Regions from separate parts of the Homo sapiens genome. Here region 2 is linked to region 1. A link is a loop called in an ENCODE intact Hi-C map of the cell type or tissue named here. Cell type or tissue: mammary epithelial cell. All regions are shown on one strand. Links, peaks and the distances in the headings refer to the core of each region. The heading gives the core; the rest is flanking DNA. Region 1 has its middle 29 kb from the start of LINC01372. Region 2 overlaps TYW1 (tRNA-yW synthesizing protein 1 homolog).

What was found. Hi-C counts contacts between places; a loop is a spot of excess contacts. Peaks named below come from ENCODE experiments on the same cell type or tissue, not always from the same donor. Only the 100,000 strongest peaks of a DNase experiment are listed, where the experiment ranks them.
Region 2: a loop joins it to region 1, with 5 times the contacts of the local background. A loop is called at or near these places in 5 of 110 quality-filtered maps.

What each region holds. Positions count from the first base shown.
Region 1 is chr7:67,298,155-67,315,144 of GRCh38, reverse strand. It overlaps the pseudogene PMS2P4 and the pseudogene STAG3L4. Among named protein-coding and RNA genes, the nearest start is that of LINC01372, 29 kb to the left of the region's middle. RefSeq lists a silencer at 12,115-12,294 and an enhancer at 12,475-12,524. In mammary epithelial cell, for the core only: a CTCF peak has its summit at 12,297; a DNase peak (open chromatin) is centred at 12,614; H3K4me3 peaks cover 1,977 bases; H3K27ac peaks cover 2,274 bases.
Region 2 is chr7:67,172,612-67,180,611 of GRCh38, reverse strand. All of the region lies in intron 13 of TYW1 (tRNA-yW synthesizing protein 1 homolog), which reads right to left. Among named protein-coding and RNA genes, the nearest start is that of MIR4650-1, 62 kb to the right of the region's middle. RefSeq lists a silencer at 1,236-1,530 and an enhancer at 1,236-1,530. In mammary epithelial cell, for the core only: a CTCF peak has its summit at 3,687 (motif pointing left); no DNase peak of the experiment used is centred there.

The DNA.
Region 1 (16,990 bases), core at 8,699-16,698:
CTGGGTACACCCCACATAGTGAGAGAAGGTGAGGGATGTGGGGATGTGTCAGCTATATCCATTGCTACCCAGCAAACCATTCCAAGTCTTAGTGGAGAAAAATAACTTTTTTTTTTTTTTTTTTTTTTTGTCAGAGGCAGGTTCTCATTCTGTCACCCAGGCTGGAGTGCAATGGTGCAAACACGGCTTACTGCAGCCTCAACCTCCTGGGCTCAAGTGATCCCCCCCACCTCAGCCTCCCAAGTAGCTGCAACTACAGGCATGCATCACCATGCCCCAGTAATTTTTGTATTTTTTTGTAGAGAAGGGGTTTTGCCATGTTGCCCAGTCTGGTCTTGAAGTCCTGACCTCAAGGTCTCCACCCGCCTTGGCCTCCCAAAATGCTGGGATTACAGGCATGGGCCATCACACCCAGCCTGATGTTACTACTATAACTGTTTTGGGGTACCACGAACCATGCCCATATAAGATGGCAAACTTAACAAATGTTGTCTGTGTTCTGACTACCCTACCAACAAGCTTCCCTGTCTCTGTCTCTCTCCTCAGGCCTCCCTATTCATTCCTTGAGACATAAAAGTATTGTAATTAGGTCAATTAATAACCCTCTTAAGTATCCAAATGAAAGGAAGAGTCATATGTTTCTCATTTTAAATCAAAAGCTAGAAATGATTAAGCTTAGAGGCCAGGCGTGGTGGCTCATACCTATATTCTCAGCACTTTAGGTGGCCGAGGTGGCAAATCACTTGAGGTCAGTTTGAGACCAGCCTGGCCAACATGGCGAAACCCTGTCTTTACTAAAAACAGAAAATTAGCCGGGCACGGTGGCAGGCACCTATAATCCCAGCTACTCAGGAGGCTGAGGCAGGAGAATCGCTTGAACCTGGGAGGCGGAGGTTGCAGTGAGCCGAGATCACGCCATTGCACTCTAGCCTGGGCAACAAAGCGAGACACTATCTCAAAAAGACAAAAAAAAAAAAAAAAAAAAAGAAATGATTAAGCTTAGTTGAAAGCCAAGACAGGCCAATCAATAGCTAGGCCTCTTGTGCCAAACAGCCAAGTTGTGAATGCAAAAGAAAAATTCTTGAAAGAAATTAAAAACGCTACTCCAGTGAACACACAAAGGGTAAGAAAGTTAAACAGTCTTATTGCTGATATAGAGACAGTTTTAGTAGTCGGAACAGAAGATCAAACCAGCCACAACATTCCCTTCGGCCAAAGCCCAATCCAGATCAACATCCTAGCTGTCTTCCATTCTATGAAGGCTGAGCAAAGTAAGGAAGCCACAGAAGAAAAGTTTGAAGCTAGAAGTTAGTTCATGAGGTTTAAGAAAAGAAGCCCTCTCCATAACATAAAAGTACAAGGTGAAGCAGCAAATACTGATAGAGAAGCAACAAGTTATCAAGAAAATCTAGCTAAGATCATTGATGAAGGTGGCTACACTAAACAATGAATTTTCAGTGTGGACTAAACTGCCTTATATTGGAAAATGCCACCTAGGACTTTCACAGCTATTGAGGAGAAGTCAATGCCTGGCTTCAAAGCGTCAAAGGACAGCCTGACTCCTTGTTAGGGGCTAATGCAGTTGGTGACTTTATGTTGAAGCCAATACTCATTTACCATTTTAAAAATCCTAAGGCTCTTAAGAATTATGCTAAATCTACTCTGCCTATGCTCTATAAATGAAACAACAAAGCTTAATGATATCACATCTGTTCACAGCATGGTTTCCTGAATATTTTAAGCACATGGGTGAGACCTACTGCTCAGAAAACAAGATTCCTTTCAAAATATTACTGCTCAGTGATAAGGCACCTGGTCACCCACGAGCTCTGGTGAGGATGTACAAGGAGATCCATGTTGCTTTTTTCATGCCCACTAACACAACATCCATTTTGCAGCCCATGGAACAAGGAGTAATTTCAACTTTCAAGTCTTATTATTTCAGAAATATATTTCATAAGGCTATAGCTGCCACAGTGATTTCTCTGATGATTTGGGCAAAGTCCATCTAAAACCTCCTGGGGTTAGGCATGGTGGCTCATGCCTACAATCCCAACTTTTTGGGAGGCTGAGGTGGGAGGACTGATTAAGCCCAGGAGTTCAAGACTAGCCTGGGCAGCATAGTGAGACCCTGCCTCTACAGAAACAAAACAAAAACTAGCCAGGTGTGGTATGCAATCTGTAGTCCCAGATACTTGGGAGGATAAGGCAGGAACATCACTCAAGCACAGGAGGTTGAGGCTGCGGTGAGCCATGACTGCACCAGTGCATTCCGGTCTAGGCAAGAGAGCGAGACCCTGTCTTCAAAACAAAATACAAAAACCAGAAAAAGCCAACCCCCCATCTGGGAAGGATTCTTCATTTCATCTCATTTCATTATTTCATTTCATTTCATTTCATTTATTTATTTATTTCATTTCATTTCATTTCATCATTCCATTTCATTTCATTTCTTCCTTTCTTTTCTTTTCTCTTCTCTTCTTTTCTTTTTGAGATGGAGTCTTGCTCTGTAGCGCAGGCTAGAGTGTAGTGGTGTGATCTTGGCTCACTGCAACCTCTGCCTCCTGGGTTCAAGCAATTCTCCTGCTTCAGCCTCCCAAGTAGGTGGGATTACAAACATGCACCACCACACCTGGCTAATTTTTGTATTTTTAGTAGAGATGGGTTTTTGCCATGTTGGTCAGGCTGGTCTCAAACTCCTGACCTCACGTGATCCACCTACCTCAGCCTCCCAAAGTGCTGGGATTACAGGTTTGAGCCACTGTGCCTGGCTGGGATTCACCATTTTAAATGCCATAAAGAACATTTGTGGTTCATGGGAGGAGGTCGAAATATCAACATTAACAAGACTTAAGTTGATTCTAACCCTCACGGATGACTTTGAGAGGTTTAAGACTTCAGTAGAGGAAGTAACTACAGATGCAGTGGAAACAGCAAGAGAACTAGAAGTAGAAACTGAAGATGTGGCTGAATTGCTGCAACTTCATGACCTTGAACAAATAAGGAATTGCTTCTTACGGATGAGCAAGGAAAGTGGTTTCCTCAAATGGAATCTATTCCTGGTGAAGAGGTTGTGAATATTGTTGAAATGACAACAAATGATTCAGACTATGACCTAAACTTAGCTGATAAAGCAGCACCAGGGCTTGAGAGAATTGACTCTTGTTTTGAAAGAATTTCTATTGTGGGTAAAATGTCATCAAACAGCATTTCATGTTACAGAGAAATCTTTTGTAAAAGGAAGAGTCAACAGATGCAGCAAACTTCACTGTTGTCTTACTTTAAGAAATTGCTACAGCCACCCTAACCTTCAGCAACCACTACCCTGATTAGTCAGCAGCCATCAACATGGAAGCAAGACCCTCTACCAACAAAAAGATGTAACTCGCTAAAGGTTCAGATTGCCATTAGCATTTTTTAGCAATAAAATATTTTTAAATTAAGGTACATACATGTTTTTTAGACAATAGTCTTGCACACTTAAGAGACTACAGTGTAAACATTACTTTCATATGCACTGAGAAATAAAAATTTTGATTTTTTGACTGTGTGACTCACTGTACTTCAATATTCACTTTATTGTGGTGATCTGGAACTGAACCTGCAAGATCTTCCAGGTATGATGCCCGTATATGTTTCTAACAATTTGGAAAACAAATTTTTAGTAAGTGCAGTTTGTTTAATAGTAGTGGAACCAGCAAAAATAAGAAGAAAGGAATTAGATCAGTGGTTCTCAACTGAGGCTAATTCTGTTCCCCAGGGGAGATTTAGCAGTGTCTAAAGATTTTTTTGGCTACCTGAACTTGGTGGGGGAGCAGGGTACTACTGGTATCTATCTAGTAGATAAAGGCCAGAGATGCTGCTAAACATCCCACCACGGCAGGACAGCCCCGCAATGTCCGTAGTGCCATTGTTGAAAAATCCTGGATCACATGAACAATAGACACCAAAGAACCAGAATTATAAGGAGAAAGGGAACATTCTTTAAGACAACAGACCCCACCTCTTCAATTATGTAAGAACAACATATCATTTTCGACAAGACATACTTAAGTCTTTACGGCTGAAGTACCTATATGTCCATATTTTACAGTAACATAGCAAAAACAGGTGAAGCAAATATGTGAAATATTTGGGAAAGGGAGACTGAGAAAAGGCTACTGGCTTTAGGAATTAGGAAGTCATTGGTTTGGAAAGAACAGTTTCAAAGAAAAATGGGAAAATAAGCTAGGTAGCAAAAAGGATTCAGTTAGTTGGACATTAAGGAAGTAAGGAAATACTACCCTAAAAGGAAGGATGGAAAAAAAGAGTAATTCACAGAGGAGCAGAGTCAAATAAAGATTCAAGAGCCTATATACATTTATAAGTGGAGAGAAGAAAATAGTGGGGAGGAAGAAATTAAGGATAAAATGGGGGAATTACAATGATAATTGACTAAGCAAGAGCCCAGAGAAGCCAAAAAAAAAAGAAAGAATAAGAAAAATAAAAGAAAGATTCACAGTGTACATAATTTAAAATCCAGGATAGATTAATACACATAAGCTTTTAAGATCAAACTGACAATTAAAAATAACAAAAGAGAATGAGAGAAGTAGAAAGTTTCCTTCTCTAATGATTTAGAATGGAAGAGACCTTTTGTGAGGGCTAGAGAAATAGCCAAATGATATGGTCAGACATGGTGAGTCCTGCCAACCTCATAGGAGGGGTCTCAGACACTAACAGAAAGTAAGGAGAAAAACAGTAGTGTTACTCTTATGACAGACCCAGCTGATTAAAGATTTCATCAGTGTCAAAGATTTTGCTATGGCTTATGCCCTCCAGTGGTCATCTTTAAGTTTAAAAGGAAACAAAACTACTATGTGCCAAGTGAGGCAATTTACTCATCATCTCATTTATTCTTCACAAAAAGGTGAGATTATCCCTTTCTTTAAAGAAAAGAAAACTGAAGAGAGGTTACATAAGGCTATGGAGCTAGTGACTAAATGGAACAGAATTTAAAGCCAGGAGTTCACTGGAAGGCCTGTGCTCTTTCCATTCCTTGAAAATTTGGCCTCCCTTGTCAATGGTTGGCTTTTAGTACTCCTGCGGTCACTTGCACACTGCACACTTGACGAGTAGGTCAAAACTTAATTCCTTGCATGACAGGCAGGTACAGCACTTAAACTCTTCTGACAATAAGTGCTGACAAAGAAAAACTGAGCAAAAGTGGAATTCGAGAGAACTCTAAATTACACATTATTTGTTGAGCCCACAACCCAGAAAAAAGGTGAGCATTGCAATGAGCCCTTACAGGATGGGTCTATGAAACTATTGCCAGACTCCGTTATTCATGATCTTGAAAGACTGCCCAGGGCCTGATAAGGGGGTCTGTGGCAGAAGTGGGTGCAAGTTGGGAAAAAGGGAAGGAAGAAGCAGGGAACACTCCTCACCTCTTTGTGTTTCTCCAACAGGCTCTCCAGCCGCTCAGGTGCCCTCTGCCCTGGCCCCTTGTTTCTTTCAGCCTCATACTGACGCTGATTGATATCTTCGTGCAGACTCAGTTGGAGGGCAACTCTTACCAGGGAGGTCATCAGTTTCATAGCTTTGAGTAAGGAAAAAGAGATAAAGAAATCATTACTGAGGTCAGAGGAGAGAGGATGAGTAGAAGGAAAAATAGAAGGAAAGAAGGGCAATAAAAATGAGAAGCCAGAGGTAGGTGACCCTAAAATCCTGACTGCCTGTCCTGGAGTGGACTGTTTCCCTCTAACCCTTGTGGTCTTCTTTTAACCATCAGCATACCCTAGTGGTGAGCTCTGACAAAAATACTAAGCCTGGAAATTGTTGCTGTGATCTACCCCTTCTCAAAACTCCACCAGTGAGAAACTGGATTGAAGTTTAGGATAAAAGAGGCATGGCCTTGAAGTGAAGAGCCAAGACACAGGTAGGAAAGAAGACCCTGAATCAGAGAACAGAGGAAAGTCCTATAAATCCCCAGAAGAATGTCCGGAATGAAAATGAATGCTCACCAGCCAGGGTGCTAGTGTGACAGAAGGCGCAGACTTGTGAGTCTGAGAAGCCAGTGAGCAGGGAGATGAGGTTGTCCATAGGGAAGTCATCATGGAGGAGGATGTACTGGCACCGACAGACCAATGTCCCCACAAACTCACAGAAGCTGCCCTGGAACTTCTTCCAGGATAGACCTGGAGCTGTCAGAGGATAGTCCCCCGAGTCCTACAAAAGGATGTATGAAAAGGATGGGAAAGTTATGACCAGGTATATGAAGTCATAGGGGCTTGGATGTCAAAACCCAACAGTCTAGTAAAAATATCTGTTATGCTTCATTTCCTAGCTGTCTCCCCAGTTTGAGAGGCATATTCAGATCTCTTTTACCCCCAAGAGACTGAACTCCACCTTCTAAAAGCTACCCTATTTCACAGAATCAAAAAGAAGGGGATAATAGGCATTGTGTTTTGAAATAAGAGGGGTAAGAGGATCCTGGTCATCTTCTTCCACCTCATTAAACGCTCTGTTAGGTGCTGGATGATCTCTGAGTTGGACATCTTCTTGAACATCTCAGGGCTCACAGTGCCTAAAGAATGAAGGATATGAGGTGCTTACGAGGAAAATAACAGGATGCTGTGATCATTTACAGATATACCTGAATATGAGCAAGGAAACACTGTGCAAAGAGCTTAGGTGGGGAATCAAAAGACCCCCTGGTCAACGGTCTGCCAACATCCAACTGTGTATCTGCTATAAGGCAATCTCTCTAAAAACCCAAAGGAAGGGAGCCATAGGTTATGGTGTAGACACGGCCAAATCCAAAAACCACACCTCACACAACCAGGCTGAAAATTACACAGAAATGGCATCAAGAAACCCCAATCACAAAGATACAACTCTCTTAAGGGGATGGACCCCAAGTTCCTGAGGAATATGTGCTTTGCCAAGAAGCACAACAAGAAGGGCCTAAAGAAGATGCAGGCTGGCCGGGCGCAGTCGGTCAAGCCTGTAATCCCAGCACTTTGGGAGGCCGAGGCAGGAGAATCACAAGGTCAGGAATTCTAGACCAGCCTGGCCAACATGATGAAACCCAGTTCTCTACTAAAAATGGAAAAAATGAGCTGGGCGTAGTGGCGGGTGCCTGTAATCCCAGCTACTCGGGAGGCTGAGGCAGGAGAATTGCTTCAACCCGGGAGGCAGAGGTTGCAGTGAGCTGAGATCGCACTACTGCACTCCAGCCTGGGCAACAAGTGAGACTCTGTCTCAAAACAAAAAAAGCAAAACAAAAAAAAAAAGAAGATGCAGGGCAACAATGCCAGGGTCATGGGTGTACATGCCGAGGCTATCGAGCCCCTCGTAAAGCCCAAGGACGTTAAGCCCACTTGCCTACACTGCCCACCCCAAGCTTGAGAAGCATGCTTGTGCCCACAATGCCAAGGGGCTCAGACTGTACCAGCCAAAGGCCAAGGATCAAATGAAGGCCCAGGCTGCAGCTCCAGCTTCAGTTCCAGCTCAGGCTCCCAAAGGTGCCCAGGCCTGTACAAAGGCTTCAGAGTAGAGATCTCTGTCTGCCAACGTGAGGACAGAAGGACTGGTGTCCTCCTGCACTATTTGTACAAATAAACCTGAGGCAGGATTTGTTTAAAAAAAAAAAAGGAATCAAGCAGTGAAAAACTGTGCCCCAAAATAAACAACAACAAAACAACAACAACAACAAAACAGGCCAGGCGCGATGGCTAACGCCTGTAATCCCAACACTTTGGGAGGCCGAGGCAGGTGAATCACCTGAGGTCAGGAGTACAAGACCAGCCTGGCGAAACCCCATCTCTACTAAAAATACAAAAATTAGCCACGTAGGCCGGGCGCAGTGGCTCAAGCCTGTAATCCCAGCACTTTGGGAGGGTGAGATGGGCGGATCACGAGGTCAGGAGTTCAAGACCAGCCTGGCCAATATGGTGAAACCCTGTCTCTACTAAAAATACAAAAATTAGCTAGGCATGGTGGTGCACACCTGTAGTCCCAGCTACTCAGGAGGCTGTGGCAGAAGAATCACTTGAACCTGGGATGCGGAGGTTGCGGTGAGCCGAGATTGTGCCACTGGACTCCAGCCTGGGCGACAGAGCCAGACTCCGTCTCAAAGAAAAAAAAAAAAATTAGCCACATATGGTGGCACATGCTTGTAATCCCAGCCACTTGAGAGGCTGAGGCATGAGAATCACTTAAACCCAGGATGTAGAGGTTGCAGTGAGCCCAGATCGTGCCACTGCACTCCAGCCTGGACAATCGAGTGAGATTCTGTCTCAAAAACAAAAACAAAAACAAAACAAAACAAAACAAAAGAGAGTAATAAAACTAAGCCAGACGCTGATTTCTTATATAATACAACCTGACTGAGACCATCTGTCCCAATAAATCAAGCCATGGCAGTAAGAGTTCTGGGGGTACCACAGCTACAGAGGAGAAATATGGGCAAAGTAGCTGGGAAATAAAGAGTAAGAAAATAACAGATTATTGCATCTAGAAAGACTAAAAGGTGTCCTCAAATTTGTGCCATAACATAAGCATGATTACTTCTTTTTCCCCAAAGTTTCTTGTCTCTAAACCAACATGGTTCCCTACTGGATCACTTCCCGTATTTATCAACAAAAAATTTAGTTAAAGAAGTGAAACTTTTCTCTCTCTTTTTTTTTTTTTTGAAGACAGTCTGGCTCTGTCGCCCAGGTTGGAGTGCAGTGGCGCTATCCAGGCTCACTATAACCTCCACCTCCTGGGTTCAAGCAATTCTACAGGCATGAGCCACATACCCAGATAATTTTTTGTATTTTAGTAGGGGTTTCACCATGTTGCCCAGGCTGGTCTTCAACTCCTGACCTCAAGTGATCCACCCGCCTCAGCTTCCCAAAGTGCTGGGATTACAGGTGTGAGTCACAGTGCCCAGCCTAAATAAGTAAAATTTTTCTAATGCTTTACTATCTTCCTTTATTTAGGAAATATCTAATCCTACTTATCTAAATGGAGAAAGAATTCATAACATAGGAACAAAAGGCTGGGAATTAGAAAGGGGGAGCAGTTTCCTCACCTTTACATCCACAAGATCAGATGAAAAAGTTAACAAGCTCCAGAAATCCTGCATCCTGGTCTTGCTTGTAGCTATCCAGCCACTCATCTACCAAAGACTAGTAAAAAAAAAATACAGATGACTTCTACTTCTGGCAATATAACAGAACAGAAATCCTATATGATCTTCCCAGTTGAACCATCTAAACTTCTGTAAAACATTTAAAACATCTTTCACAATGTACTGGTGAACTAGAATGAAAGGTAAAATTTCATATAGTCCAAAAATGAGGTGTAGTAGCAACCCTGGGAGGTAAGCAAACTGACTTTTGCCCTAAAGGTTTCATTAATCCCTGGGGACCCTGACTTTGTATCCAGATGGCTGCATGGAGTGCAGAGCACAGGAGGTAGAGTCTAAGCTTCTTCCAAGACGAGTAGTCCAAGAGGAGGCACCTAAATAAAGCTGGGTCCTGCAAAGAGTCACATCCTCAAGGAAGTGAGATTGAACACTAAACCTATAGGGCAGATGGCGACAGCAAGAAAACTAGCTTGTTATGACCTGAGGGTGCAGTGGAGGGGAAAAAAAATAACTCCTCCTTGAGAATTCATAACCATAGTGAGCGCTCAGATCTGGATTTGCAGTCAAGATTCATACCACATACATGATCAGAATAATCTTTTTTATCTTTTCCTTTTGTTTTTTTTTTTTTTTGAGACAGTCTCACTCTGTAGCCCAAGCTAGAGCGCAATGGCGAGATCTCAGCTCACTACAACCTCCACCTCCCAGGTTCAAGCATTCTCCTGCTTCAGCCTCCCGAGTAGCTGGGATTACAGGTATGTGCCACCACGCCTGGCTAATGGCTAATTTTTGTATTTTTAGTAGACACAGGGTTTCACCATATTGGCCAGGCTGGTCTCGAACTCCTGACCTCAAGTGAGGCCCACCTTAGCCTCCCAAAGTGCTTGGATTATAGGCATGAGCCACCACACCCAGCCCAGAATAATCATTCAGATAATTAAAAGTGATTCAGGCTGGGAGCAGTAACCCAAGTAAAGTGAAACTCATGTTGCCCAGGCTGGTCTACCAAAAACAGAATAATTAGTCAGGCATGGTGGCACATGCCTATAGTCCCAGCTATGCGAGAAGCTGAGGTGGGAGGGTCACCACCTTGCCACTGAGGGAGGTCAAATCAGCAGGGAGCCGTGATAGCACCACTGCACTCCAGCCTAGAAAGAATGAGAACCTGTCTCAAAAAAAAAAAAAAAAGAAAAGAAAAGTGATTCTGGAGTGTCCCCAGGCAACTGTCAAAGCAACAGCACGTTCCTCTCTTGAAAACCCACCTTTGGGGCCAGGCGCGGTGGCTCACACCTGTAATCCCAGCACTTTGGGAGGCCGAGGCAGGCGGATCATGAGGTCAGGAGATCGAGACCATCCTGGCTAACATGGTGAAACCCCATCTCTACTAAAAATACAAAAATTTAGCCAGCATGGTTGCAGGTGCCTGTAGTCCCAGCTATTCGGGAGGCTGAGGCAGGAGAATGGCCTGAACCCGGGAGGCGGAGCTTGCAGTGAGCAGAGATCACACCACTGCACTCCAGCCTGGGTGACAGAGCGAGACTCGGTCTCAAAAAAAAAAAAACCCACCTTTGACCTAGGCCCCAAAGAACTCCAGGGAAAATGAGTGGCTCACAATAAACCTAGTAAAACATATAAAGAAACAAGGCACTGACAAAATTATTTCACAAACACTTTAGATAATCATCTATCATAGATTATAAAATGACTATGTTTAATAAAATTTTAAAAATAAAACAGGGAGAGAATGGGCTCAAAAAAAGAAATAAAAGGCCAGGCATGGTGGCTCGCACCTGTAATCCCAGCACTTTGGAAGGCTGAGGCGGGTGGATCATGAGGTCAAGAGATCAAGACCATCCTGGCCAAAATGGTGAAACCCCGTCTCTGCTAAAAATACAAAAATTAGTTGGGTGTGGTGGCGTGCACCTGTAATCCAAGCTACTCAGGAGGCTGAGATGGGAGAACTGCTTGAACCCGGGAGGCAGAGGTTGCAGTGAGCCGAGCTCACACCACTGCACTCCAGCCTGGGTGACACAGTGAAACTCCGTCTGAAAAAAACAACAAAAAAAAAAACAAATAAAAACCCAGACTATATTGTTTAGGGATACTTAGGTGACAAAATAATAGACACAAATAGAACATAATTACCATAAAAATCAGGACCTTGAGGGGGTTGGGGGGAAGGTTTAAGTGGAAAGAATGGAGCGGTGACAATGTGTGTCAACCTGGGAGGTGGTGACCCTGGAGTTCGCTTTGTAATTCCTCAAAATGAGCATTTATGTGCTATTCACTTTTCACAGGGCAGAATCTCTGAACTAACATGTTTAAGCAGCCATATAAAAAAAAAATTATTCTCAAAATGTCTCAAAAAAACAAAAATGTTATATATATACGTATAAAAGAAATATATACACATACGTATATATCTATACATATACGTGTGTATATATATGTATATATACATACACGTGTACATATATATATATATATATATATATATATATATATATTTTTTTTTTCCTAGTCGGGCGCGGTGGTTCACGCCTGGTATCTCAGCGCTTTGGGAGACCGAGGCGAGAGGATTGCTTGAGCCCTGAGAGTCTGAGACCAGCGTGAGCAACATAGTGAGACCCTTGTCTCTATTTTTTTTTTTTTTTTTTGAGTCGGAGTCTAGCTCTGTCGCCCAGGCTCGAGTGCAATGGCTCGATCTCAGCTCACTGCAAACTCCGCCTCCAGGGTTCAAACGATTCTCCTGCCTCAGCCTCCCGAGTGGCTGGGATTACAGGCGCCCGCCACACGCCCGGCTGATTTTTGTATTTTTAGTAGAGACGAGGCTTCAACGTGTTGGTCAGGTTGGTCTCGAACTCCTGACCTCAGGTGACCTGCCTGCTTGGGCCTCCCAAAGTGCTGGGATTACAGGCGTGAGCCACGGCGCCCGGCCTGAATAAATCTTTTAAAACATAAAGGTTTGGGTGAGTCCCTGGCCGGCCGGCACAAATGCCGGGGTGGGACCGCGAACCGGGTGGGACCGCAAACCGGGTGGGACACACTCGTTCCGGCCCGGGGGGACTCGGGCCAGCAGCCGGCCGCCGCGCGTGCGCACTTGGCGCGGGGTGGGGGGGAAGGAGGGGCCCGCGCTCCTACCTGTAGGTGGCCAACGCCGGGCGCTGGGCCGCCGCTCCTGCCTTGCACGTTAGAGAGCCGGTACATGCAGGTGGGAAGCTCCACACGGAGAGGCGCGCCGCGCCCGTGATAAGGTTTTACCTGGTACATCGGCATGGCGGAACCAAAGCAAGAGAGGGTGGCGCGTGCCAAACACCAACGCTCAGAAACCGTCCGAGGCTACGACTGGGGGCGGACATCTCCCTTGTGACCCTGCTGCGGTCGTTCGGGAAAAAAAAAAAAAGCAGTCCGGTGTGCTCTGATTGGCCCATGCTCTTTGACGTCACGGACTCGACCTTTGACGGAGCTAATAGGCGAAAAGGAGAGACGGGAAGTATTTTTTCCGCCCCGCCCAGAAAGGGTGGAGCACAACGTCAAAAGCAGCCAATGGGAGCCCAGGAGGCGGGGCGCCTGTGGGAGTCGTGGAGGGAACTTTCCCAGGCCCCGAGGCGGATCGGGTATTGAGTCCATGGAGCGAGCTGAGAGCTAGAGGTGAGCTGGGCTCGCGGTCTCCCTTCTCGCGCGTCCTCCTTGAGAACCACGGCGTTCCAACCTCCCTGGAAATGGGGGGAACATGGCCGAGGGGCGTGGCGAGGCGTGGAGGCCCCGGAGCGGCGTCCTCAGCGCCCCAGCCATCCAGTGCTCCTTGGTTGCGCCTTAAGGCCGAGGCAGGCTCCTTCGGGGTCTTTGGCTGCGGGCAAAGGATTCGGCCCTGTAAGGAGCTGGGTTCGGCCTGTCCCAGACAGGCCCTGCCCACATCCCATCACAGGGCCGTGAACTTGAAGCCCTAGCGTGAAATCCCCATAGACTGAATGCATTTCCTTTCTACCTGTTCTCTCTCCCCTTTTATTTTTATTTTTATATTATTTAATTTTTAATTTTTTATTTTTGTAGAGACGGGGATTTCGCTATGTTGCTGAGGCTGATCTCGAACTCCTGAGCTCAAGCAATCCGCCCGCCTTGGCCCCCCAAGGTGCTGGAATTACAGGCCTGATGCACGCTGCCTGGCCTTTTTAAAAAATTGAGGTTATTTTGGGGAAGGTAGAGCGTCCAGACACATCCTAATTTGCATAGCTGCGCAGTTTTACAAAATGCAATGCATTTCTACCTGTTAGGATATGTGATTTCTGGCTGGTAAGCTACACCGAATCTTGGCTAGCACAGTTGCATTCCATGTCAGATATGTAAACACAAATTCGCTCTCTGCATTTAAATATATTAGATAGATTTAAGTAACTACATTTAAATGTATTCACATTTAAATACATTTTCGGTCTGTATCTAAATGCGCTCCCTCCTGAAAATAAATATCTGAAGTGGGCCGGGCGCGGTGGCTCACACCTATAATCCCAGCACTCTGGGAGGCCAAGGCGGGTGGATCATGAGGTCAGGAGCTCATGCCTAGCCTGGCCAACATGGTGAAATCCAGTTTCTACTAAAAATACAAAAATTAACTGGGCATGGTTGGCGGGCGCCTGTAATCCCAGCTACTTGGGAGGCTGAGGCAGGAGAATCGCTGGAACCCAGGAGGCGGAGGTTGCAGTGAGCTGAGATCGAGCCACTGCAGTCCGGCCTGGGTGACACAGCAAGACTCCGCCTCAAAAAAAAAAAAAAAAATCAGAAGTGGACTGTAGCCTATAGTGTGTTGCCTAATAAATTTATTTTTAGAGATACTTCTTTCAATTTTCTGTGAGGTCATCTGCAGTTTCACATGGTAGACAGACTTAGGTGAGATTCTTAGCAAGGTGGAATGAAGAGTAAAGAGGTTTGTTTATTTCACAAGGGTTTATTGAAGGCCTACAATGTGGTAAATGCTGTAGGAAATACCCAATGATTTCTCTTTCATGGAGGTTTCCTGCCTTCTCTTAACAAGTTATCAATTAAACGGTTTACTGGAAATTGCTAAGTTAATGAACACACGGGATACATTCTTTGGATGAGCAGACATTGGTTGGGCAGAGGAGGAAGAGGAGAGTGGTTTAGAGAGAGACCTGCTTATACACTGTAGTGTTTAAAAGAGCTTGTGATGTTCAGGAAACAATTGTTCACTGCGCTACAATATAGGGGACGGCCGGTTGCAGTGGCTCACACCTGTAATCCTAGCGCTTTGGGAGGCCAAGGAGGGCAGATCACCTGAGGTCAGGAGTTCAAGACAAGCCTGCCCAACATGGTGAAACCCCATCTCTACTAAAAACACAAAAATTAGCCGGGTGTGATGGTGGGTGCCTGTAATCCCAGCTACTTGGGAGGCTCAGACAGGAGAATCGCTTGAACCTGGGAGGCGGAGGCTGCAGTGAGCTAAGATCATACCATTGCACTCTAGCCTGGGCGACAGGGTGAGCACTCTCAAATAATAATAATAATAAATAATAATAATGGTGATGATGTAGGGGACTTGATGAAGGGAAAGGATTAGAGAGATTCTGAAAAGAAGGTAGTTTTGGGCCCAGTGATGACTAGATCTTAAATTTCATGTAGTAGGAAGTGGGGCACTAGTAAATTTTTAAGAAGAAAAATTATTTGACCAGATCTGTGATTTCAAAAATATCTCTGGTGATAGAGTGGAGGATGGCTTGGAGCAGGGAATAAGGGCAGATAAAACTGTTATAAAACTCTTAAAGTTAGTACAGCAAGAACTTTGAGGGTCTTTGCTAAGACAGCAGCTGGCAGCTTCAGTTTGGAGTAGGGTATCAAAGGCAACTGTGTATAAGGAATAGTTATGTAACTGGTACCCAATTTCTGAGATGATTTTAACTTAAACATTGTGTATTTTCCAGCATACTGTTGGTTTTTCTAATTATGTGGGAAATTATGTTGCTTTCACTTTTTTTTTTTATTTTTGCTCCTTACCCAGGCTGGAGTGCAATGCTGCAATCTCAGCTCACTGCAACCTCTGCCTTCTGGGTTTAAGTGATTCTCCTGCCTCAGCCTCCCGAGTAGCTGGGTTTATAGGCGCCCACCGTGATGCCTGCCTAATTTTTTGTATTTTTAGTAGAGACAGGGTTTCACCATGTTGGCCGGGATGGTCTCCAACTCCTGACCTCAAGTGATCCGCCTGCCTCTGCCTCCCAAAGTGCTGGGATTACAGGCATGAGCCACCCCACCAGGCCATGCTTTCAGTTTTCAAGAAAGACACCATTGTTGCCAAAGATTTTGGTAATTTGAGAGATAGAATGTATGTTTTCTCCATGTGGATCCTAGTATAATTAGATAGTAAGGATCTGTTGAATTTGAAGTATCTATCCAGAAGTATCTTGGGTACATGTTTAAGGATTGTAAAACAGTGTTTCTATTTCTGGATATAATAAATGTATTTGTTAATATAATAAATGAATAGATTAGACCCATAAACTATTTACAGTGTTGAGTCATTTCCCACAGTTAAAATCAGGATGAAAATATATAGCTGAATACTTGCTTTGTTTCTTGTAACATTTCTTTAGTACAGAACCTGCTAAGGCCATCAAACCTATCGATCGGAAGTCAGTCCATCAGATTTGCTCTGGGCCGGTGGTACTGAGTCTAAGCACTGCGGTGAAGGAGTTAGTAGAAAACAGTCTGGATGCTGGTGCCACCAATATTGGTAAGTTTGGGAGAGTTTTAAGCCACAAGAAATGATCAGTGTGTGTTGTTGTAGTCAAGAAACATTTGTTATTGAAATAAGACTATCAAGTGTTGATGTAGTAATAAACTATTATTTTTAAGTTAAAGTTAGCACCTATTATGTGCCTAGTACTTAGCTAGGTAGTAATAATAATAACGACAGCTTTTCTTGTGTTCTTATGGTGTGCCAGGCAGGTGTTATGCTAAGAATTGCACAGAAATATCTCATTTAATTTGCAGAATAGCTGGGCGTGGTGTCTGACGCCTGTAATCCTAGCCCTTTGAGAGGCTGAGGTGGGGGGATTGCTTGAGGCCAGAGTTCAAGACCAACCTGGCCAATTGGTGAGACCTCGTCTCTATTAAAAAAATAAAGTAGGCTGGGTGTGGTGGCTCACACCTGTAATCCCAGCACTTTGGGAGACCAAGGCGGGTGGATACCTGAGGTCAGCAGTTTGAGACCAGCCTGTCCAAAATGGTGAAACTCTGTCTCTACTAAAAATATAAAAATTAGCCGGACCTGGTGGCAGAAGCCTGTAATCCCAGCTACTTGGGAGGCTGAGGCATGAGAATGGCTTGAACCCGGGAGGCAGAGGTTGCAGTGAGCCGAGATCGTGCCACTGCACACCAGCCTGGGACAGAGCAAGACTCCGTCTCAATAAAATAAAATAAAATAGGCGTGGAGTAGTGGCTCACATCTATAATCCCAGCACTTTGGGAGGCAGAGCAGGGCTGATCATTTGAGGTCAGGAGTTCAAGACCAGCCTAACCAACATGGTAAAACCCTGTCTCTACTAAAAATACAAAAATTAGCCAGATGTGATGGTGCATGGCTGTAATCTCAGCTCCTCGGGAGGCTGAGGGAGGAGAATTGCTTGAACCTCGGAGGTGGAGGTTGCAGTGAGCCAAGATCAGATCATGCCACTCCATTCCAGCCTGGGTGACAAGAGCAAAACTCCATCTCAAAAAAAAAACAAGAAAAAAAAAGAAAATAACAAAATAAAATAAACCTAAAAAATTATTAATCAGCTGAGTAACTTTATGAGATAGAACTTATTATCTTCATTTTACAGATGAGGAAATTAAGGAACAGGAAATTTCCTTTTTTTGAGA
Region 2 (8,000 bases), core at 1-8,000, 130 kb after region 1:
AACAGAAGAATTTCTGCTCTTTCTTAAAAAACACTTTTCTACAAGTTATAATCAAAGCAACAAGGCCAGGATAAGAATTACTGGAGAATATACGAAAAATAATTAATTGTAAATAATATGACTGGCTTCTTGGAAACCTGAAAGAATCAACTAAAAATGAGATTAGGCCAGTTACCAAAAAAAAAATTATATATATATATATATAAATATATATATATATATATAAACCAACAGCTTTCCAAGGATACGGTAGTGAGTTAAATGTGGACACGGGGGCCAGAATGAATCCCAACCCATGTACTAGGTATCATTACCTCTCTGTTCTTAGTTTCTACCTGAATGTAGCATTTAGCATGTGGAATCTGGAACCAAGCTTGGCAGCAGCGTATCATACCAAATATTAGCTATTATATGCCAGCAATCAGCAATTTCAAAATTCAAGAGAAAGCATATTCTACTTATAATTATGAAATGCCTAGTGTTTCAGCTGGGTGCACTGGCTCACGCCTGTAATCTCAGCACATTGGAAGACCAAGATGGGAGGATTACTTGAGGCCAGGAATTCGAGACCAGCCTGGGCAACATAAAGAGACCCCATCACTACAAAAAATACAACAGCTGGGCATGGCTGAAGCAGGAGGATTGCTTGAGCTTGGGAGGTGGAGGCTGCCGTGAGCCATGATCACACCAACGCACTCCAGCCTGGGTGACACAGCAAGACCCTGTCCCCCGCCAAAAAAAAAAAATATATATATATATATATATTCCTAATGATTAAATTATGAAATAGCATGCAGGACAGTGAGTAAAATAAACTTTTCTAAGAGACCTAAACAAAAACCCATCTACATGGAGAGCCATGATGGATTTATAAATATAATGTAATTCCAATGAGAGTTTACAATTCATCTGAACAAATAAACTGGCAACAGTAACCATAAAAATAATAGCAGGAGTTTGCAATTACTCAGCCCTTACTATGTGCCAGCTGTTGTTATAAAGTGCTTTGTAGCTTGGCAAAGATTCCAATATCTGTCTAATCTTTACAACAAATCTCACAAAATAGATTGGATTATTATCTTCACTTTACAGATACGAAGGTGAGGCTGACAGCTGTTAAGTAAATTGCCTGAAGTTACACAGCTGGAGAGCAGCAAAGCTGGGGTGTGAACCCAAGCAGTAGTGAGGTGGGAGACTGGCAGGACTTGTTTTCTGGTCACAACCCTGCTGACCAAAACAGGTCCAGACAGGATGAAGTGAAGAAACCAGCAGGAACCAGCAGATGGCCACTAAGGTGATCCCAAGATAGCCTTCTTATTCATTAGCATAAGACACTCCCACCAGGGCCATGACAGTTTACAAATGCCATGCAACAACCCAGAAGTTACTGCCCCTTTCCTAGAAAGTTCTAAATAACACATCCCTTTATTTGCATTGGCCTGCCCCTTAATTTGCATGTAAATATGTGCATAAATACAGTTGCCAGGAGCCCATACAATGCCCATTCTGGGTGCGCTGCCTATGAGTTAGCCCTGCTCTGCAAGGAGCTGTACCCTTCAATAAAAGATTCCCGTCTAACACCACCGGCTTGCCCTTGAATTCTTTACTGGACAAAGCCAAAAATCCTCCCAAGCTAAGCCCCGGTTTTGGGGCTCACCTGTCATGCAACAGTAGGAACCAGAATAGGCTCTCTCTCACTTTGCTAAATCTTCTAAAACTGTGAAATGAAACACAAAGAGAAATGTACACAAAACATGAATGTATAACTCCAGGGATTATCACAAAATGCCCATCACCCAGACACCCTTCTGCTCCTCCCAGTGAATATCCACTCCCTTCACCTGACTAATATCTAATATCCTGACTTTAACATAATAGTCTAGTTTTTGCCTGTGTTTGGAATTTATGTCAGTGGAATCATACATTATTTTGTGTTTGGTGTCTATCACTCAACACTGTGTTTATAAAATTCACCTATGTTGCTCCATGTTTAGGTTTGTTCATTTTCATTATCCAGTATTGGGTTGCATGAATATACAACAAGTTATTCAACCATTCCCTAAACATTTGGATTATGTCCAGGTTTTAGCTATTATAAAACAATGTGGTTATCTCTTTGAACACCAGAGTTTAGTTTTGCCTGTTTAAGGAAATTTTATAAAATGCTACTGTGACATACATTCTTTTGTGTCTGGCTTCTTTCACTGAATTCGATGTTTGCAAGATTCATTCATGCTGTTGATGTAACTGGAGCTCCAGTGGCCCAGTAGAGTGCATGGTACTTATGTGTCACCATAAATACATCTTTATGGCCACATTGTATGAACACACTACTAGTGAACGATTTTAACCCTCTACTTTGGGTTTCTTAGAAAATACTGCTGCCATGAGTGCTACTGTACTCATCTCTCTCTCCCTCTCCCCACCTCCTGTTTTTTTTTCTGGCTTGAGATAGGGTCTGGCTCCACCACTCAGGCTGGAGTGCAGTGGCATAAGCATGGCCCACTCCAGCCTCAACCTCCCAGTCTCAAGGGATCCTCCTGTCTCAGCCTCCTGAGTAGCTGGGACTACAGGCACATGCTGCCACTCCTAGCTTTTTTTTTTTTTCTTTTTTTTTTTCTGTAGAGACAGGCTCTCACTTTGTTGCCCAGGCTGGTCTCGAACTCTTGGGCTCAAGCAATCCTCTTGCCTTGGCCTCCCAAAGTGCTAGGATTACAGGCATGAGCCAACGTGCCCAGCTGTACTTGTCTCTTGATGCACAAGAACACACATTTTCTAGGATCTACCTAAATATGGACATGCTGGGTCATGGGGGATATGTATACATTCGACCTTAGCAGATATTGGCAATCTGATTGCCAAAGTCATTTTGCCACACTTTCACCCGCGTTGTATCAGAGTTTTGGTTGGTTGTTATCTTCAACAACACTTAGTGTTGCTAGTTTTCACCACTTTTGCATTGTTTTGGCTTTGCATCTGCCTGTGGATGTAAGCAAGCTGAGTTCATATGTTTTCTGGCTATCTGTATCTCTGTTTTTGTGAAGTACTGGTTCAAATGTCTTGAATATTTCTCTGTTGGAATATTTGTCTTTTTTCCAACTGATTTTCAATAAATTATTTGCATTTGCTGGAAAGAAAAGCTCTGTTATAAACGTATTAGAAATAATTTCATCCACTTTATGGCTTCCTTTTTTTCACAATGTCTTCTGATCAATAAGAACTCCTAACTTTCACACATTTCCACTTTCTTTCCTTATTAGCGTTTCTTTCATATTAGTGTTTCTTGTGTCTCTTTAACGGATCATTCCATGCTATCAAGAGCATGAAGATAAGCTCTTACATTTTTTTCTAAAGTTTTATCATATTGCCACTCACATTTGTGTCAAAAATCCACCAAAACTGACTTTTGCGTGTGGTGTTGAGAAGTTAAACTTATTTAACATATGGATAGTCCACTGTAATAAATATGATAGAATCATTGTCTATGCATGTGAGGATCTGCTTCTGGTTTTTTCTATTCTGTTCCACTGATCTAATTGTTTCTCATTGTCTCAATATCACACTTTTAATTACTGTTGCTCTACACTAAGACTTGATATCCAATAGAGACGGTTCTCAACCAGGAGCGATTCTGCACCGCAGGGGACAATTAGCAACATCTTGAGAAAATTTTTTGGTTTTCACAAATGGGGGCTGCTACTGACATCTAGTGGGTAAAGGCCAGGGCTGCTGCTGAATATCCTACAATGCACGGGACAGTCTCCCCAACCCTTTTCCTAAAAAGAACTATCCAGTCTAAAATGTCGATGGTGCCAATGTTGAAAAATCCTACAGTGGAGCAAGTTCTCTTATGTCGTCCTTCTGAAAGAGTATGGTGGCCATTCTTGGCCCTTTGCATATCCATGTACATTTTAGAATCAGCTTATTAATTTCCACAAACATATACAACCCTTTATGATTCTGCCTGATATAGCATTGAATCTATAAGCCAGTGTTGCTCAACAGAAATATAAGTTCACAGGTGAAATTTTTTTTAATGTATTTTAACTTAACATATCCTCAAAATTATCAACTCAAGAAGAAATCAATATTTAAATATTGGGATACCTGACATTCTTTTTACCAGACTAAGTCTTTGAATTCCATCGCTTCTTGGCCTTTTGGCTAAGATCAAGTGTAGTCTTTAAATTCCAATGCACAGCACGGCTCAATTCAGGGTAGCCACGTTTCAAGTACTCAATGGTCACATGTAGCTAGTGGCTACCATAAATAAATATAATCAGTGTATGGAGAAATGATACTTTTACAACCCTGAATCTGCCAAAATAATTACCTTTATTTAGATCCTTTAAAATTTCTCTCAATAATATTTTATAGTTTTCAATATAAAGGTCAAAAACATCTTTCCATAGATTTATTCCTAGGTAATATACTTTTGATGCTTTGTTATGGTAGTATCTTTTCTATTTTTCCTCTTTTAACTAATATTTAACTGATATTTTAATAGCTGGTATACAGAAATATAACTGATTTTTGTAAGCTGACTGTGTATCTATATAGCAGTCTTGTAAAATACATTTATTAAAGCGAATAATTACAAATTTTGGAAAGGATTGTTTATGTACACATTTATTTACTAAAAATGACATCTTCCTTTCCAATCATAACTTTTTCCCCTTTTTCTTGTCTTTTAGCACTAGCCAGAACTTTGATTCCATGTTAAATGGAAGTGGTGATAAATATAGTGGGTATGCTTGTCTTATTCTGCACAGTAAGATTTTAAACATTTACTCAAGAAGTATGACTTTTATGGGTAAATATATCAGATTAGGAAGTTTCCTTCTAATCCTAATTGGCTACAAGATTTTAATCATAAATAAATATTGATTTCTGTCAAATTCTTTTTATGCATCTATTAACCTTATCCTACCAGCTTTCTTTTTATTATGACATCATAAATAGGTTGATTTTTACACATTAAACAAAACTCGCATTCTTAGAATAAAGCCAATTTTTCATGGTTTTATAGACTGCTGTATTTAGTTTATTGATCTTTTCTTTAAAATATTTGCTTCTATGCTTATGAGTAAAAATCGCTTTTGTCTTATTCTTCTTAGAATTTGGTATAAATATTCTGAACTGGCTGGACGCAGTGGCTTATGCCTGTAATCCCAGCACTTTGGGAGGCTGAGGCAGGTGGATCACCTGAGGTTGGGAGTTCGAGACCAGCCTCACCAACATGGAGAAACCCCATCTCTACTAAAAATACAAAATTAGCTGGGCATGATGGCACATGCCTGTAGTCCCAGCTACTCGTGGGGCTGAGGCACGAGAATCACTTGAGCCCAGGAGGTGGAGGTTGCGGTGAGCTGAGATCACGCCATCGCACTCCAGCCTGGGCAATAAGAGCAAAACTCCATCTCAAAAAAAAAAAAAAAAAATTCTGAACTAATAAAATGAGATGGAAAGTGCTACTATTCCTCTCTGGAATAGTTGTGTAGGGTTGGTGTTAGTTCTCCTGATGACTGGTATCATCAAGAATTGGTATAATTCAACGATGAAATCATCTGGGCCTGGAGTTTCCTTTGGACGAGGTTTTAAATTTAAAAAAGCAATTTATTTAACAATTATAAGTCCATGTAGATCATTTCATCTAGTATTAATTTTCTTAAGCTTCATTTTCTAGGAATTTGTGTATTTCATCTAAATTCCCAAATTAATTGGCATAAAGTAATTCAAAATATCCTCCTATCTTTTTAATGTCTATAGGATCTATAGTGATGTTTCATTTTCATTTCTAACATTACTTATTTGTACCATCTCTCATTTTATTGATCAAACTTGCCAGGTAATCATCAGTTTTGTAAGATTTTTTGAATAACCAACTTCCGCTTTTTTATAATCCTATTTTATGGATGTTTTTTATTTCCTTAATTTCTGCTCTTTTTATTTCCTTCCAAGTACTTACTCTATGTTTAATTTACTGCTCTGTTCTTTTTTTTAAAAAAAAAAACATTGTGGGTACCAATTAACTTCTCAATATATGCATTTAGCTTATTGATTTTTAACCTATTTCCTTTACTAAGTAGGCATTTTGTCTTCTTCAAAACTTTTTTTTTCTCCTTCACTCTTGAAAAATATTTTCATTGGGAACAGACTTCTAGATTGGCAGCTCTTGGCAAATTTCAGCCCTTTGAGGCTCCATGGTTTGTGCTCTCATTTCTGTTGTGCAATCAAGTACTGGCCTATTGTTGCTCTTTTGAAAGTAATCTCTCTTTATCTCTGCCTGCTTTTAAAAATTTCATAAAATGTTTTTATTTATCCCGTTTGGGTTTATGTTTTCCTGTATTGCCCCAAATTTCTACAGTAAATGAGTAAAACTTTTGTAATGGGGGAAAAAAGCACATGCAGAAATGTTAATCTGATAAGCAGCATAATGGTAAATTCAGAATATCCCAAGAGCATAGGGGAAGGGGGTCCTAATGTGACAAATGTCCCAAACAGTCTAACTACAGACATCTTGGTTATCAAACAAAAGACCAGCACTGTGCAATAGAGCTTCTCACAGTTCTCCACTAAAATACTCCCAGGAAAACCATTTGCCACTTGTATGTAAGCAAACAAAATGGGTTGTTTGCCTGCAACCCATCTGTAGGTAAGGCTGATTCAACATTTGAAAATCAGTTAATGTAATCCATCACATCAACAAGATAAAGAAGGAAAATCACGTGATCATATCAATAGATGCCAAAAAGCATATGACACCATTCACCACCCATTCATAATAAAAACTCTCAGCAAACTAGGAAAATTTTCTCAACTTAATAAGGATATCTACAAAAAACCTACAGCTAACATCATACTTAATGGCAAGAACCTGGAAGCTTTCCCATTAATATCAGGAACAAAGCAAGGATGTCTTCTCTCACCACTGCTTTTCAACATGGTACTGGAAGTCCTAATCAATGTTGTTAAGACAAGACAGGGGAATACAAAGAAAACAGATTTGGAAGAAAGAAATAAAACGGTCTTTGTTTAGAGATAGCATGATTATCTATGTAGAAAATCTACTAATCAATCTTAACAACCAGATGTTGTGTGCCACTTGATTGATGCACTAGGAAACAGTACAGCAACAATTATTAAGTATTCTTGACAAAAACTGAATATATCGTCAATCGAGCCTTTAGTTGTAACTACCATTTTACAGGAATTACAAAGAAACACAGACTATATTAAAAGATACCAAAAGGATTCAATCAGCCAAATTCGGGATGTTGCAAATTCTAATGACAAATGACCCACCTTCTTCCACAAATAAGTAGCACACAAGAAAGGGAAACAGGATTGGAGCAATCACATTACAAGAAGTATAAACAAAGTACAATGTGAGAATCTTGTTTAGATATTACTCTGAGAAAAAAAGTTATAAAAACACATTCTTTTGGAAACTATCAGAGAAAATGAGATACATTTGAATTTTCAGGAAATGCATTAAAATGCATTGTTAATTGTATTAGGAGTGATAATGGTATTGTGTTTATATTTTGTTTTTAATTTTTTTGTTTTTGTTTTTTGAGACAGGGTTTCACTCTGTCACTCAGGCTGGAGTGCACTGGTGCATCACCATACCCAGTTAATTTTTTTTACTTTTTGTAGAGACAGGGTCTCATTATGTTGCCCAGGCTGGTCTTGAACCCCTGGACTCAAGTGATCCTCCTACCTTGAACTCCCAAAGTGCTGGGATTACAGGTGTTAGCCACCACATCCAGCTTGTTTGTTTTTTAAAAAGTCCTTCAGCTGGAAGAAGAGACATAGGAAAGACTGAAGAGAAAATCTGTGGTTAAATCATGAATACTGAATGTATGAAACAAGAATGGTAAGGTCTTAGCTGGGCACAGTGGCTCATGCCTATAACCCCAGCACTCTGGGAGGCCGAGGTGAGCAGATCCCCTGAGGTCAGGAGTCCAAGACAAGCCTGGCCAACATGGTGAAATGCA